Regions from separate parts of the Homo sapiens genome. Here region 2 is linked to region 1. Evidence: chromatin loops called from intact Hi-C (ENCODE). Cell type or tissue: B cell. All regions are shown on one strand. Each heading gives the region's core, and the rest is flanking DNA. Links, peaks and the distances in the headings are about the cores only.

Region 1 (7,839 bases), core at 1,388-6,387:
ATCGCCCAGGCTGGAGTGTAGTGGCACAGTCTCAGCTCACTGTAACCTCCGCCTCCCAGGTTCAAGTGATTCTCGTGCCTCAGCCTCCTGAGTAGCTGGGATTACAGGCACGTGCTATCGTGCCTGGCTAATTTTTGTATTTTTAGTAGAGATGGGGTTTCACCACGTTGGCCAGGCTGATCTCCAACCCCTTACCTCAAGTGATCTGCCCACCTGGGCCTCCCAAAGTGCTGGGATTACAGGCATGAGCCACTGTGCCCAGCCAAAGGGTGGTAACTTTTAATTTTTGGGCTGTAAATTAGAGATGGAATGGCCAAATTAGGAGTCCAAGCTGGGCCTCCACTTTTGTGCTTGTCAGCTACATAGGCTAGGGGGCAGTGGGAGCCTCAAGATCACATCCTCAGGCATGGTCCAGGGCCCCATCCTCTGGCCTTGAAGAGTGATGACTAACTGTGGAATGTTGCCTGGCTTCTCTACAGTGAGGATTGTTATGTGTCTAATTTTGAACTGGACTATCAGGTAGTTGAGCTTTCTATCCAGGAAGTCAACTGAGAAAACACTGGCATAAACATGCGGGGAGTGGGTTTCTCTTATTTGTTAAGCTTTATTTTTAGTGTTATTGTATGACTTGTAGATGAAGATTCTCACTGACTTTTGGGCCTGCAGAAGCAGGTGCTACCATTGCAGGCCTTGGACATGAACATGGTATTGTTCCAAATTCATTTCTGCATTATTTATACATTTGCAACTTCAAAGTGGGGCTGACCATTTCCCTTTTATAAGGGTGCCTCTTTTCTTGGGCTTTCCAGGATGCCATGTCTCCTTTCTTCTTCCTTCCTTTACAGGCAGTGCTGTGTAGTGTGCTGACTACAGGTAAGGATTCTGGAGCCAGACTGCTTGGGTTTGAATCCACGTCCACTACTGTGGCTGTGCTACCTTAGGCCAATTTTTCATCCTTGTGTGGTTCAGATTCCTCATGTGGGACATGAAGACCAATAATAGAATTGTTGTGAGAGTTAAATGAGTCAATATGTATTGCACGTGGAACAGATCTGGTTAATAGTGCTATATGTGCTTGTGCCATGAACTAGTTCTAGATGCTTTACAAACATAATATCAACCAACTCTCACAACAGTTTTATAAGGAAGCACTATTTGTATCCCTATTTCACAGCCTGAGAAAACAGAAGCTTAGAGAGGTTAGCTAGTGTGAGGTCACAGAGCTAGTAGGTAGTAGAGTTGGGAATTAAACCCAGGTTTTTCTGTCTACCTGTAAAGTCTGTGTTCTTGACCACTATTTACCCAGTCTTCCATAGTAGGTGTTTTAAATTTTTGAGAAAGTTTTTTGTCTTTTTTTTTTTTTTTATTTTAATGGAGTCTCGCTCGCTCTGTTGCCCAGGCTGGAGTGCAATGGCATGATCTCAGTTCACTGCTTGAACCTCCTGGGTTCAAGCAATTCTCCTGCCTCAGCCTCCCAAGTAGCTGGGACTACAGGCGCCTGCCACCATGACCGGCTAATTTTTTTTGTATTTTTAGTAGAGACGGGGTTTCACCATGTTGCCTATGGCTGGTCTCCAACTCCTGGCCTCAAGTGATCCACTCCCCTTGGCCTCCCAAGGTGTTGGCATTACAGGCGTGAGCCACCGCACCCGGCCGAAAGGTTTTTTTAAACAGTTCTTCTCCAGCATGTTTGGCAATTTTGTTGATTCTATCTGGCTACCCTAAAGGAAGAGTATCTATCTCCTTTCTCCTGACTACAAGTATGTGAACACTCAAGATGAAAGAAGGGGACTAGCATCAGTAAATTCCCGGAAAGCACTGGTGACAGTCGCAGGAATAAACTAGGTCAATTTGTGTCTCATTGTCCATTGACCTATTGCCTTAGACTTGGTTAGATCTCAGTGTGATTCCAGCTGGCCTCTCAGCTTCTCTTCTTTTCATCCTCACATCTATCCTCCAATGGGATTCATGTAGCTAAACTTGCAGCTTTTCAAAAACTTTTGCTCTAAATACCTCTAATAATGGATAAGTGCCTCTGGAAACTCTGGGGAAGGTAGAGTTTAAAGCAGTCTGTGATAAGCATAAGATTTCTTTGAAGGCTCATGTTTTCTTAAGATTTCATGCAAATTTTACAATGTATTTCCTTTTTTTAAATTTTAAATCAATGTTTTATCTAGGAATGATTTTAGATTTACATAAAAATTGAGGGATAGTAAAGTGAATAACATATTCTCTTCACCTAGTTTCCCCTAATGTTAACATCTAATGTAACCACAGTACATTTGTCAAAACGAAAAGATTAACATTCGTATATTGCTAAGAACTCCAAACTTATTTGGATTTCACCAGTTTTTTTTTTTCACTAATATAGATTTTTTTGTTGTTGTTGTTCCAGAATCCCATCCAGGGTATGACATTGAACTTACTCATCACGTCTCTATAGTGTCTTCTGGTATGTAATACTTTCTCAGTCTTTCTTTATTTCCATAACCTTGATTAACTGTTTTGAAGATTACTGGTCAGCATTTTGTAGAATGGCTGTCAGTTTGACTTTGATGTTTTTCTTATGATTATGTTAGGGGTATGGGGTTTGAAGAAGCATACCATGGGAGCGAAGTGCTCTTCTCATCATATCAGGGGGTACATAATAGCAACATGGTTTATCTTTGATCATATTAATCTGGATCACTTGGTTAAGATAGTGCCTGCGAGGTTTCTTTTTTTGAGATGGAGTCTTGCTCTATCGCCCAGGCTGGACTGCAGTGGCGCGATCGTGGCTAACTGCAAGCTCCGCCTCCCGGGTTCACGCCTTTCTCTTGCCTCAGCCTCCCGAGTAGCTGGGACTACAGGGGCCCGCCACCATGCCCGGCTAATTTTTTGTATTTTTAGTAGAGACGGGGTTTCACCGTGTTGACCAGGATGATCTCAATCTCCTGACCTCGTGATCCGCCCACGTAGGCCTCCTAAAGTGCTGGGATTACAGGCGTGAGCCACCGCGCCCGGCTGAGGTTTCTGTACTATACAGTTATTACTTTTCCCTTCGTCTACTCTGTTCTTTGGAAGGGATTCTCTAAAACTTGCTCAGACTCAAGGAACGGGTGTGGTGATTAAACTCCACCTCCTGGAGTGGGGAGTTACATATATTATTTGAACTTTTTCTGCAAGAAAGATTTATCTCTTTTCCCATTCATTTATTTATATTGGTTTGGATTACTATTGTCTTAATATAAAATAAATCTTTTTATCCCCAAATGTACAAGTGGAATGACTTTCCAGAAACATGTGAGTCCTGAGGATACTCATACTTTCTAGCCCGCCGTTTGCGAAGCACAGACAAAACCCAAAGCCTCACTGGGTTACTTCCTTGCTTCCATTGAGTCATCCTCCTCAATAATACTTGTGAATGAACGAATAAATGCATAACACGCACAGGTGAGCGATGAGAAATACCAGCGTTGTCTGACGGTAAGGATATTTGTGTTCAACACCAGTGTCTGACCAAATAGCTACTCATATTTCTTCTGAAATTCTTTAGGGCACACTAAACATCTTCCATGTTGTCTAAGTGCTGGAAGGGAAATTGATTCAGCCACTTTTTGAAGGTGACTCTAAATTATTCTCTCAAAATACTCAACAGCCTTTACAATGTAGTTAAAAAAAAAAAGCGGGTGGAGGGGAGAAATGCCTGTCTAAAGTAGGAAGCCCCAAGAGAAAGCCCTGGGGCGTCCAGAGGCTTGGTTTCACCTGGCAGCCGTCTGGGACCAATTGCGGAGTTGAAGTAGCTCCTACGCTTTCTCATTGGTCCTCACCCAGGGGGAAGGCGTGGCTTCAAGTGTAAAAGGCGAGGAAGCCTGGCGGGGCTGTGGGTTGTTCCGCTGGTGGATGGTTTGGGGTTGGTCGGGCGGGGTTTCTTCCAAAGCTTTGTAGGCCTGCGAGGTACTAAGAAGTTCTCTGGTGGCTGGAGGGGTGGGTGGAAAGGACCAAGCTCTTGGTAATTCTCAAGGGGGAACTTTGGTTAGCTTGCTTTAGAAGTGAAAGATGAACGAAGAAAAAAGCGAGGGCACTTAAGCGGACTAAGGAACTCGAAAGAAGGGGAACTAGGCGTTGTGTGTGGGCAGAAAATACCTCCTAGGAGGTCACAGCAACTCCCTGAAGTCGTTTTTAGCAGGCTTGCCTCTTCCAGTTACTGTGCTTTCTTAGAGTTTGTTCTTTTAGAAGCTTAAGATACAATCTTGAATTGAGGTTTCTTCTCTCATGCTCAAGCCTTACTTGCTGAGAAGGCTCCTGTCTCTTGACTTCTGTTTAATCTCTACCATAGACTTTAGCAAAGCCACTCTTATAGCTAACTTACTGAAGTTACGTAAACTCCAAGAGAAATACACGGGTTTAGAGGTTCTACGTTTAAAGCAAGCGCAGCAATCTTTAGAACTTCCTTTTAGCTATTTGGAATCCCAAAGTCTCTATTAAACACCTGTCTGGAGTAATGGTGGAAAGTGACTAAAAAGCTAGCTTCTCATCTCTTCAGAGACTAAAAATTAGATCCACTTCGATGAAAACCATAAGAAAATGTAGATCAACTTTGAATTAGTTTTTTTTTGAGGGTAGGAAACGTCCCTTTGTGACCTATTAGTAAAAAAAACTAAAATGAACTTCAAGCATGTGGCTTTTAAGACTCCTTACTAGGAAGTTAGGATCTTAATCATATTCAGCAGAAAGCAGCTGTCTGCCTCGAAGACACGCAACCTGTGGGCTGCAACTGACCTTCCACCTGGTTGTGGAGGTGGGAGACTCGTTGACTGGCAAGCCTCAGGTAATGTCAGACTGACACACCTGAAAGCACTTCTGATAGCAGTTAGAAACTTAGTAGTTGAAACAGGAAATTTCATCTAGTTGAACAGATCGTTAGCATTGAGAATGGACACTTCCTTTAGGCTTACTAGGAAAGGCAAACCATCTGTCATGGAAAAGATAAAGTGGCATCTTAGTGACAGACTCAAAAGTACACAGCATGATGGATATGTTCATTATCTTGACTGACAATTTCACAGGTGCGATGGTAGCAAGTTACATAGCTTAAATATCGTAATTCTTGCGTGCCAGCTACAGAAAAGTGCTTTTTAAAACCATGTCCAGTCATGTAGGTCCACCTGCCTTAACCTGAACAAGGGTGAATAAATACATGGGTAGGGACATGAAGCACTCTCCCCTCATCCCCATCAGCATGGAGTTACTTTCTTCACACTGTCCTTACAAAGCAGGGTTCAAGGAGAAGAGCAGAGTTCTTTCCTTCATGTAGATAATCTGATCAAGGGATGTGTCTCCCAGGCTGACAATCCACTTGACAAAGAGTCACTTGACAGGTCTGGGATCTCGAAGCCCAAGGCTTTCCAACACTGTTAGTTAAGTGCTGTAATTAGAGCTGGGGTGCTGGGGCAGGGAAGGCTCCTGCAGGATGGTCAAGGATGGGAATAGGTGGCCTTGTTTTTCCACAGTTGCTTAACATTAAAAACTAGTCTTCTGATTAGTCATCCTGTAGCATTCTCACCTGTACTTGTGTCCTTTTACTGATAGCAAAACTTTCTCTGCTTTTATAGACTCCAGAAGCTAATACAGCAGTGACTTAGTCCTGCCAAATAAGAATTTGGTCAAATTTAAGTGCATGGTACGGATGCCTTATCTCCCTAATCCTTTTCCCGTTTTTGTAAACTTCAACCACTATAAAAGCCGAGGGAAACAAAAACTAACTTTACATAAACAACTTTACTTCAAAACTAATACTCTGGGCTGGGTGAGGTGGCTCACGCTTGTAATCCCAGCACTTTGGGAGGCTGAGGCGGGTGGATTGCCTGAGGTCAGGAGTTCAAGACCAGCCTGGCCAACATGGCGAAAACCCTATCTCTACTAAAAATACAAAAATTAGCTGGGCGTGGTGGCAGGTGCCTGTAATCCCAGTTACTCTGGAGGCTGAGGCAGGAGAATCATCTCTTGAACCTGGGAGACAGAGGTTGCAATGGGCCGAGATTGCACCATTGCACTCCAGCCTGGGTGACAAGAGCAAAACTCCGTCTCAAAGAAAAAAACCAAAAATCCAAACTAATACTGATAGATCACTGGGTCTTCAGGACTTTTCACCTAGGCTAACAGTAAAGACACTGGAAAGTTCATCTTTCCCACCTCAGGCAGAGCAAAATATCTACTACCGACCCAATTAACTATAGTTTCAACTGCAGGTGAGTCCTATGGAACTGATGTCTATATGTAGGTGTTATTGCATAGGCTTCTGGGGCATGCCACATAGTTCTAGAAAAACTCACATGGCTTAGGAGACAAGTTTAAAGTTATGGCTGGAGAGCAAGGTAGAAGGGGCTGAAACATCTCAAATATCAACTTCCTTTTAGAACAAGATGTGGAGTAGTGCAGGATTTGTCAATGGCACTCCCGCCATTCCTAAGGCTGCTTATGTACTTCTGAGCTTTGGCCTGATGCGTGTTTGTCTGTCTTGCAACTGGCCTCACTCCAATCTGAACTCCTGATGTCTCTTAAAGCTTGCCTGAGAACCCAGCTTTTTAGTAGCTCAAATCCTTACTATCCCTTAGGATAGCATTACTTTGAAAATCCTCAGTTGTGCCAAGACCATTTCGGATTCAACCTATTTTTGGGGTTCCTGCTTAGTGTCTAGTGTCTACCTAGAGCTGCTTGATGCCAGAGGCTAGTGGCTTCTTTACCAGGAAACTGATGGTAGCCATGTCACTTCTTGGCATCAAACCTGTCTAAAACAGTCCCTAGCTGAAGACGACTTTCTTCCTAATTGTCAGCCATTCAGATGAGAGAAGTTACAGGTGGTCGAAGGTGAGAACTAAGTGATAGAAACTGGAACCAGGTGTACTGAAACTCTTGACTCTAGGAGAAACTAATTTCTTGAGGGATTTGTTAAAGGTAACTTATCAAGACCCACTTCCTCCCAATCTACACAGATTACATGTTTAATTTGGGCCAGTAACTTTTAAGTCTTTAGAATCTTGACATAATCTAGCAAAGTAAGACTGCTCTAGGTGTGGCAGGAAGCATGTAAGCAGAACCCCTTGCTGGCCTGCTGCCGCAAGGAGCCCAGAGAATCCCCGAGGCATTGGAACAGTCTGAGGGGTCTAAACATACTTTTGCTTATTGAGGTGCTTGCCCACTAGAGTTCTCCGAATCAGTCCCTGATGAGGGAGGTGCCTCAAGCTTGCAGCTGTGGTCACAGGATTAACTTCTCAATTCTCAGGCTACCCATAGGGAGATGCCATATCTTGGTTTAATCCTGTTTCTGTGGCAGATTTCAGCTTACTGCTCACACTCTGGGTCTCACGGCTCCTATGACATCAGTTTCAGTACTGTAGGTCTGATCTTCAGTTGGGGGTGGTGCTGGAGAAAGTGCTCTCACTAGGGAGCTGGGCCCTCACTGTTTCTGAATCCTCTGATCCATAAAGCAATTGTAGTGTGCCTACAAACGGGCCCTCTGACATCTGACTTTCAAATGGTTGGGATCTTTTTCCTCAGGGAATAGATTCTTTAAAAAAGCCCCTGAGTGAGAGCAGAGCGGTGGCTGGAGGTTATTCGGGCTAAATGGTTTCTCCGGCTGCCACCCAAACTGAAATGCTTTACCTAGCAATGGTCATGAGGCAGGTGACTGGAGCAAGTAACTGCTGGTAGCAAACGAGCCTGTTGAAGCATTTGTGCAGGACTGGTCTGACTGGCCTGGAGAGATTAGTTAACACCCTTGCACACTGAGCACACTCCAGAGGGGAGTCCCTGCCCTCCAGGAACTTACAACGTAGCTTGAAGGAACATGAAGACCCA
Region 2 (7,839 bases), core at 942-5,941, 67 kb before region 1:
TATTTCAATAAATGCAACTTTTTAGCTTCCACATGTAAGTGATGTGAAAGGAAAATAGATCTGGGACTTATCACTAAGCCAGAGGGAAAAGTCAAGCTGGGAACTGCATCAGGCAAACCTGCCTCCCATTTTATTACTAAGTAAGATAGCTACAAAGATAAAAAGCTAAATACTTCCCTCACAATTTCCCCAGAAGGAGATTACCTGTGGGCCACCAGGTCTTTACCCTAAAACAGTTCTGTTGAATTTCACCTTGGCAATGTAAATTGACGGCTTATCTTCACAGGAGCAAGAAAAAGGACAGAACTCAAAGGCATCCCTCTGCTCACCTGAGATAAATGCCTGTCTGATTTGCCTCCTCTGTCCCATTGTTTATGTAAAAATCCAGATTCACTGAGCCAGACTAAGGCTTAAATGACAATTCCTCTACCCCCTCTCACATGTAAGTTGTGTATTCACTGAAAGGCTCATCAAAATCCCAGAAGAATGCAACTGTTTGTTTCCTGTCTACCTATAACTTAGAACCCCTCCCCACTTCAAGTTGTCCTACCTTTCTGGACTGAACGAGTATACATCTTACACATATTGATTGATGTTTCATGTCTCCCTAAAATGTATAAAAGTAAACTGTACCCAAACCACCTTGGGCTCATGTCCCCAGGACTTCCTGAGGCTGTGTCACAGGTGTGTCCTTAACCTTGGCAAAATAAGCTTCCTAAATTGATTGAGACAGGCCTTAGATACTTTTGAGTTAACAGTGATATCATATGACATTTATCTTTTTATGACTGGCTTGTTTCACTCAGCAGAATGTCCTCTAGGTTCATTCATGTTGCTGCAAATGGCAGGACTCCCTTCTCTTCTAAGGCTGGGAAATATTCCACTTGTGTGTATTCCAACATGTATTCATTTGCATTCATATATAAGTATATATATTCATTTATCTGTCGATGGACACTTAGGTTGACTCTGTGTCTTGGCTGTTATGAATAATGCTTCAGTGAACATGAGATTGCTGGTATCTCTTCAAGATAGTGATTTAATTTCTTTTGCATGTATACCCAGAAGTAGAACTGCTCAATCATATGGTAGTCACATTTTCAGTTTCTTGAGGAACCTCCATAGTCTAGAATAGCTGTACTAATTCGCATTCCTGCCAACAGTGTTCAAGGGTTCCCTTTTCTCCACATCCTTGCCAATAAATGTTATCTTTTGAGCCTCAATATCTGAAGAGGGGAATCTGATTTCTAGCTAGTCCCTGAGAGAATAAACAACAATGTAGGGAATTTTTGGAAATAGGGAAGATTTATCTTTCGTTTGTTTGTTTGTTTTTGAGATGGAGTCTCGCACTGTTGCCCAGGCTATAGTGCAATGGCGCGATCTCCACTCACTGCAACCTCCGCCTCCCAGGTTCAAGCAATTCTCCTGCCTCAGCCTCCCGAGTAGCTGGGATTACAGGCGCCTGCCACCACGCCCGGCTAATTTTTTATATTTTTAGTAAAAACAGGGTTTCACTATGTTGGCCAGGCTGGTCTTGAACGCCTGACCTTGTGATCCGCTCCCCTTGGCCTCCCAAAGTGCTGGGATTACAGGCGTGAGCCACCGTGCCCAGCTGGGAAGATTTATCTTTAGAGGTCTGTGAATATTCTGTTTATTTGCTTCCAGAGTATCTCATACCTATTTATCTCCACCTCCCCCATGCCAGCTTTTCCTCCCACATCACATATGCAGTTATTTACACTCAGAGTGCAAATACAAACACACATGCAGAGTCAACTTCAGAAACTCTCTTTCTAAATTGTTTTATTTTTTCTGCCAAGTCCAAACTTTGTCAGCTCTGATGGAGCCAGATGATTATTCATGAGGTAAATGCCTGGTATAATTCATGGTTATGAAAGCATTTATTGATTCATAGCTTAATTTATATGTAATTGATGAGCAAATGTTTTTTGTTAGGCTATTAATTTCATTACGAGTGTTTGGGCTTATATATCCTATGCAAAAAGATCTTTGTGCTTTTCTCATTGGTCTCTATTCCCCAATTTTCTGATTTCATACCTTCAGTATACTGTAATATTTTGAGCAACCTATCCCTCTCCCTCCAAAAAATAGGGCTCCTTGGACATAATCCAGCTCCCCACTCTGTGGACATGCATGGTTCCCTGAAGATTATAGACAGAGAGAAAGTGGTTGCCACACAGTTTCTCTAAGTCTAGGAGAAAGTTTGATGAAATCCACAGTGTTAAAGAGGCATTCAGAAGGCTCTGTGCTCTCTCACTGAAGCAATACGGTTACTTTGGTAGTAACCTTATGAGACTCCAACCTCAGTTCCTTTCTGCCTTTCCTTTATGTATATCTATACCGAATGAGGCCAATTTTTTCATGTGCATTAAGGCAGATATGCAGAAATGAGCTCATCTTAGGCTCCTCTTCCCTATCCACAGCAGGGTGTGCCAAGCCCAATATCTCAGTATTCTAAGATTCCAGAAACGTGTTCTGTAAACATCAGAACTTCCAGACTTCTATCTTCAGCAGGAAGGTGCTCCGCCTCCTGGGCTCAAACGATTCTCCTGCGTCAGCCTCCCAAGCCTGGGATTACAGGCATGTGCCACCACGCCTGGCGAATTTTGGTATTTTTAGTAGAGACGGGGTTTCATCATGTTTGTCAGGCTGGTCCTGAACTCCTGACCTCAGGTGATCCACTGGCCTCGGCCTCCCAAAGTGCTGGGATTACAGTTGTGAGCCATAGTGCCTGGCCAAAATTTTTTTTTTTATTAGCTAGGTGTTGTGGTGCATGCCTGTATTACCAGCTACTCAGGAAGCTGAGGCAGGAGGATCCCGTCAGCCCAGGAGAGTAAAGTCTGCAATGAAGTTTTTTCTTTTCTTTTCTCTCTCTCTCTCTTTTTTTTTTTTTTTTTTTTTTTTTTTTTGATACAGAGTCTTGCTCTGTCGCCCAGGCTGGAGTGCAGTGGCGTAATCGCAGCTCACTGCAACCTCCACTTCCTTGGTTCAAGCAATTCTTCTGCCTCAGCCTCCCAAGTAGCTGGGATTACAGGCACTCCATGCCTGGCTAATTTTGTATTTTTAGTAGACGGGGTTTCACCATGTTGGCCAGGCTGGTCTTGAACTCATGACCTCAGATGATCACCCCATCTCAGCCTCCCAAAGTGCTGGGATTAGAGGCATAAGCCAACGTGCCCGGCCAAAAACATTTAACATAAAAAGTATGAAAGATGTAGTTATTCTGAAGTAAAACAGACCACTTAAGGATTTATTATTCCCCTTTCCTAACACTGTAGGACCTTTGAGAGGTCCAGTGACTTCACTTGGGCCTCCAATAAGAGAAGTGTAAGGCTAGGATCTCTGGGTTCTCAAGCTACTCTTTTCACCACAAGATCACACTTCCTTCCTCTTTTACAACTGGTATGCAGAAAAGAATATATTATAGAAGCAGCTGGTGTGGTAACACAGAGTATGATGGAAAACATCACAATGTTATTTAGCAAGAGTACAAAATAAAATCTGAATTTACATGGCTCTTTTAAGAAATTGTTTTGTAGATTTGATAAGTAGCTCTCAATATGTAATTTAAATAAATGAAACAATTTATTACAAACCTACCATATGTTAGGCACGGTGGTAAGTACTGGAGATACAAAGAATATGCAAAATGAAGTTCTCACTATCATGTATTAAAAAGAAGAACAAACCACAGTGTGTTAGACATTATTGTTGCCTAGCCCAGATCCCCCTTATAGCCTGGGCCGTTCATCCTTCAGCTGCTCATGTGCCTGGGCCAACAGCTTATAGCTGTGACTTTCTCCAGAGGCTTGACTTTGGCTAAATGGATCCACCTCACTGGAGGCTCCTGAGACATTATACCCCCCTCCTCCCCAAGGGTGACCAAGGACCAACTTGTTTCTACTCTCCAACACTCTTCTGTCCCAACCCAGACTTTTCCTGGAACCATATCCTTGCTCAGCTCCTTTTTATCTGGCTCTTCCCTTTCCTTACAGATTTTTTCTAAAGAGCATTCGCTCAAAGTACAGACACTAGAACCCCTTCCTGAGGCTCTGCTTCTACAAAACCCAACCTAAGACAAGAAGTGTTGCTGTAAGTCATAGATAAGTCTCCTAGACACATTGTCTAGGGAAGGATCTATAACAGATCTGTAAAAGTTTTTATATACCCCAATATTTCCTATTGAGACAGGATGTTTCCTTGATCTCCTTGACCCCCTTTGTGGGCAGGAACTAGAGTGGCTTATTTCACTCAGTCTGCAGTCCATGAACGTTTAAGTGTTAACAGCTCAGTGAAGGGTCAGGGTGACAGCCTCTTGCACCTGCCATTTTTGACACCCGAGTTCTTGTTCGGTGTCCAGGAAGAATCAGGTCACACGAACTGTGTGAAGGATGATGAATGTGGAAGACCTTATTGAGCAGTGGAAGTGGCTCTCGGTGGAAGGGGAGCTGGAATGGGGATGGTGCGGGAAGAAGGTGATCTTTCCCTGAAGCCCAGCTGTCTCTGGCTGTGCTCCCCTCTGAAATCACACCATCTGAAGCTAGCCACGTTTATCCGTAGTCTCTAACGCTCAGTTGGCTGCTTCTCTGCTTGCCTCTCAGCAGCTTGTATCCCTGCAGGTCAGCTGCTTGTGTTGCTCTTTTCTTCTTTTTTTCCTGCCAGCTGGTCTGGTTTTATGGGCACAGGGTAGGGAATGGGGTGGGCGGAAAAGGCAGTCAATTGGGTGGAGAAATGGGGTCAGCTGCTTCCACTTAGGGCTGAGGTTCCAGGCTTGAGGGTAGAGTTTAGCTGAGAGCCCAGCCCTTCTGTATCAGGGTCAGCTGCTTTCACTTAGGGCCAAGGTTCCAGGCTTGAGGGTGGGGTTTAGCTGGGAGCCCAGCCCTTTTGTATCAGCGTCAGCTGTTTTCACCTAGGGCTGAGGGTCCAGGCTTGAGGGTGGGGTTTAGCCAGGAACCCAGCTGTTCTGTATCACTATTATCTAAAGGACATTTAACATGATTGAGCTATCTCACACCTTCTCTATCTTTTCTTCTAAAGACAGCAATCCAGTTTTTAAAACTTTTTTCTTTTTAATTTTTGTGGGTATATAGTAGGTTTATATGTTTATGGGGTACGTTAGATACTTTGATACAGGCATGCAATGCAGCATAATCACATCATGGTAAATGGGGTATCCATACCCTCCAGCGCTTATCCTTTGTGTTACAAACAATCCAATTACACTTTTAGTTATTTTAAAATATACACTTAAATTATTATTGGCTATAGTCACTGTGTTGTGCTATCAAATACTAGGTCTTATTCTTTTTTTTTCTGAGATGGAGTCTCACTCTGTCACCCAGGCTGGAGTGCAGTGGCGGCATTTTGGCTCACTGCAAGCTCCGCCTCCCAGGTTCACGCCATTCTCCTGCCTCAGCTTCCCAAGTAGCTGGGACTACAGGCGCCTGCCACCATGCCCGGCTAATTTTTTGTATTTTTAGTAGAGACGGGGTTTCACCATGTTAGCCAGGATGGTCTCGATCTCTTGACCTCATGATCCGCCCACCTCGGCCTCCCAAAGTCCTGGGATTACAGGCGTGAGCCACCGGGCCTGGCCCAGGTCTTATTCTTTCTGTTTTTTCGTACTCATTAACCATCCCCACTCCCTATCCACCCCCACTAGCCCTTCCCAGCCTCTAGAAACCGTCCTTCTACTGTCTAGCTCCGTGAGTTCAATTGTTATAATTTTTAGCTCCCACAAATAAGTGAGAACATGTAAAATTTGTCTTTCTGCGCCTGGCTTATTTCACTTAATATAATGATCCCCAGTTCCATCCATGTTGCTGCAAATGACAGGATCTCATTATTTTTTATGGCTGAATAGTACTCCATTGTGTACCACATTTTTCTTTATTCATTTGTCTGTTGATGGACACTTAGGTTGCTTCCAAATCTCGGCTATGGTGAATAGTACTGCACTAAACATGAGAGTACAGGTATCTCTTCGATACCCTGATTTCCTTTCTTTTGGGTATATACCTAGCAGAGGAATTGCTGGATTGTAGGGTAGCTCTATTTTTCATTTTTTGAAAAACCTCCACACTGTTCTCTATAGTGACTGTACTAATTAATATTCCCACCAACAGTGTACAATGGTTCGTTCCCTTTTCTCCATATCCTTGCTAGCATTTGTTATTGCCTGTCTTTTGTATATAAGCCATTTTATCTGACGATCAATGATGTTGAGCACCTTTTCGCATACCCGTTTGCCATTTGTATGTCTTCTTTTGAGAGATGTCTATACAGATCTTTTGCCTTTTTTGCCTTTTTTTTTTTTTTTGAGATGGAGTATCACTCTGTCGCCAGGCTGGAGTGCAGTGGCAGGATCTTGGCTCGCTGCAAACTCTGCCTCCCGGGCTCAAGCAATTCTCCTGCCTCAGCCTCCCAAGTAGGTGGGACTACAGGCACACGCCACTATGCCCGGCTAATTGTTGTATTTTTAGTAGAGACAGGGTTTCACCACGTTGGCCAGGATGGTCTCCATCTCTTGGCCTTGTGATCTGCCTGCCTCAGCCTCCCAAAGTGCTGGGATTACAGGTGTGAGCCACCATGCCCAGCCCTTTTGCCCATTTCAAAATAACATTATTAGGTTTTTTTTTCCTATAGAGTTGTTTGAGCTCCTTATACATTCTGGTTATTAGTCTCTTGTCAGATGAGTAGTTTGCAGATATTGTCTTCCATTCTGTTGGTTGTTTCTTCACTTTGTTGATTGTTTCCACTTCTGTGCGGAAGCTTTTTAACTTGATGTGATACCATTTGTCCATTTTTGCTTCAGTTGCCCGTGCTTATGGGGTATTACTCAAGAACTATATGCCCACACCAATGTATTGGAGAGTTTCCCCAATGTTTTCTCTTAGTAGTTTCATAGTTTGAGGTCCTAGATTTAAGTCTTTAATCTATTTTGATTTGATTTTTGTATACGGCAAGAGATAGGGGTCTAGTTTTATTCTTCTGCATATAGGTATCCAGTTTGCCCAGCACCATTTGTTGAAGAGACTGTCCTTTCCCTAATCTATGTCCTTGGCACCTTCATGGAAAATGAGTTTACTGTAGGTGTATGAATTTGTTTCTGGGTTCTCTGTTCTGTTCCATTGGTCTATGTGTTTGTTTTTATGCCAGTACCATGCTGTTTTGGTTACTATAGCTCTGTAGTATAATTTGAAGTCAGGTAATGTGATTCTTCCAGTTTTGTTCTTTTTGCTCAGGATAGCTTTGGCTATTTTTTTTTTGTGATCTCTTATAAATATAAAAAATAGTATTATTTTTCCTATTTCTGTGAAGAATGTCATTGGTATTTTCATAGAGACTGCATTGACTCTATATATTGCTTTGGGTAGTATGGACATTTTAACAATATTGATTCTCTTAATCCATGAAAATGGAATATCTTTCCTTTTTTTTTTGGCTTTCTTATCAATTTATTTCATCAGTGTTTTATAGTTTTCATTATAGAGATCTTTCACTTATTTTGTTTAACTCCTAGGTATTTAATTTTATGTGTGGCTATTGTAAATTTGATTACTTTTTTCATTTCTTTTTCAGATTGTTCATTGTTGGCATATAAAAATGCTATTGCTTTTTATATGTTGATTTTGTATCCTGCACCTTTACTGAATTTATTAGTTCTAATAGTTTTTTTGGTGGAGTCTCTAGGTTTTTCCAAATATAAGATCATATCCTCTGCAAAGAAGGATAATTTGATTTCTTCCTTTTCAATTTGGATGCCCTTTATTTCTTTTTCTTGACTGGTTTCTTTAGCTAGGACTTGCAGTACTTGAA

The links. Peaks named below come from ENCODE experiments on the same cell type or tissue, not always from the same donor. Only the 100,000 strongest peaks of a DNase experiment are listed, where the experiment ranks them.
Region 2: a loop joins it to region 1, with 5 times the contacts of the local background. A loop is called at or near these places in 7 of 110 quality-filtered maps.

The regions. Positions count from the first base shown.
Region 1 is chr4:77,189,816-77,197,654 of GRCh38, forward strand. LOC107986292 (a long non-coding RNA gene) reads left to right here. Exons shown (of 4, transcript XR_001741742.1): 4 at 2,396-2,758. Among named protein-coding and RNA genes, the nearest start is that of CCNG2, 37 kb to the left of the region's middle. RefSeq lists an enhancer at 4,040-4,089. In B cell, for the core only: no CTCF peak of the experiment used is centred there; a DNase peak (open chromatin) is centred at 3,936; H3K4me3 peaks cover 1,438 bases; H3K27ac peaks cover 2,315 bases.
Region 2 is chr4:77,123,660-77,131,498 of GRCh38, forward strand. No RefSeq gene overlaps it. Among named protein-coding and RNA genes, the nearest start is that of CCNG2, 30 kb to the right of the region's middle. In B cell, for the core only: no CTCF peak of the experiment used is centred there; a DNase peak (open chromatin) is centred at 3,392; H3K4me3 peaks cover 1,496 bases; H3K27ac peaks cover 4,907 bases.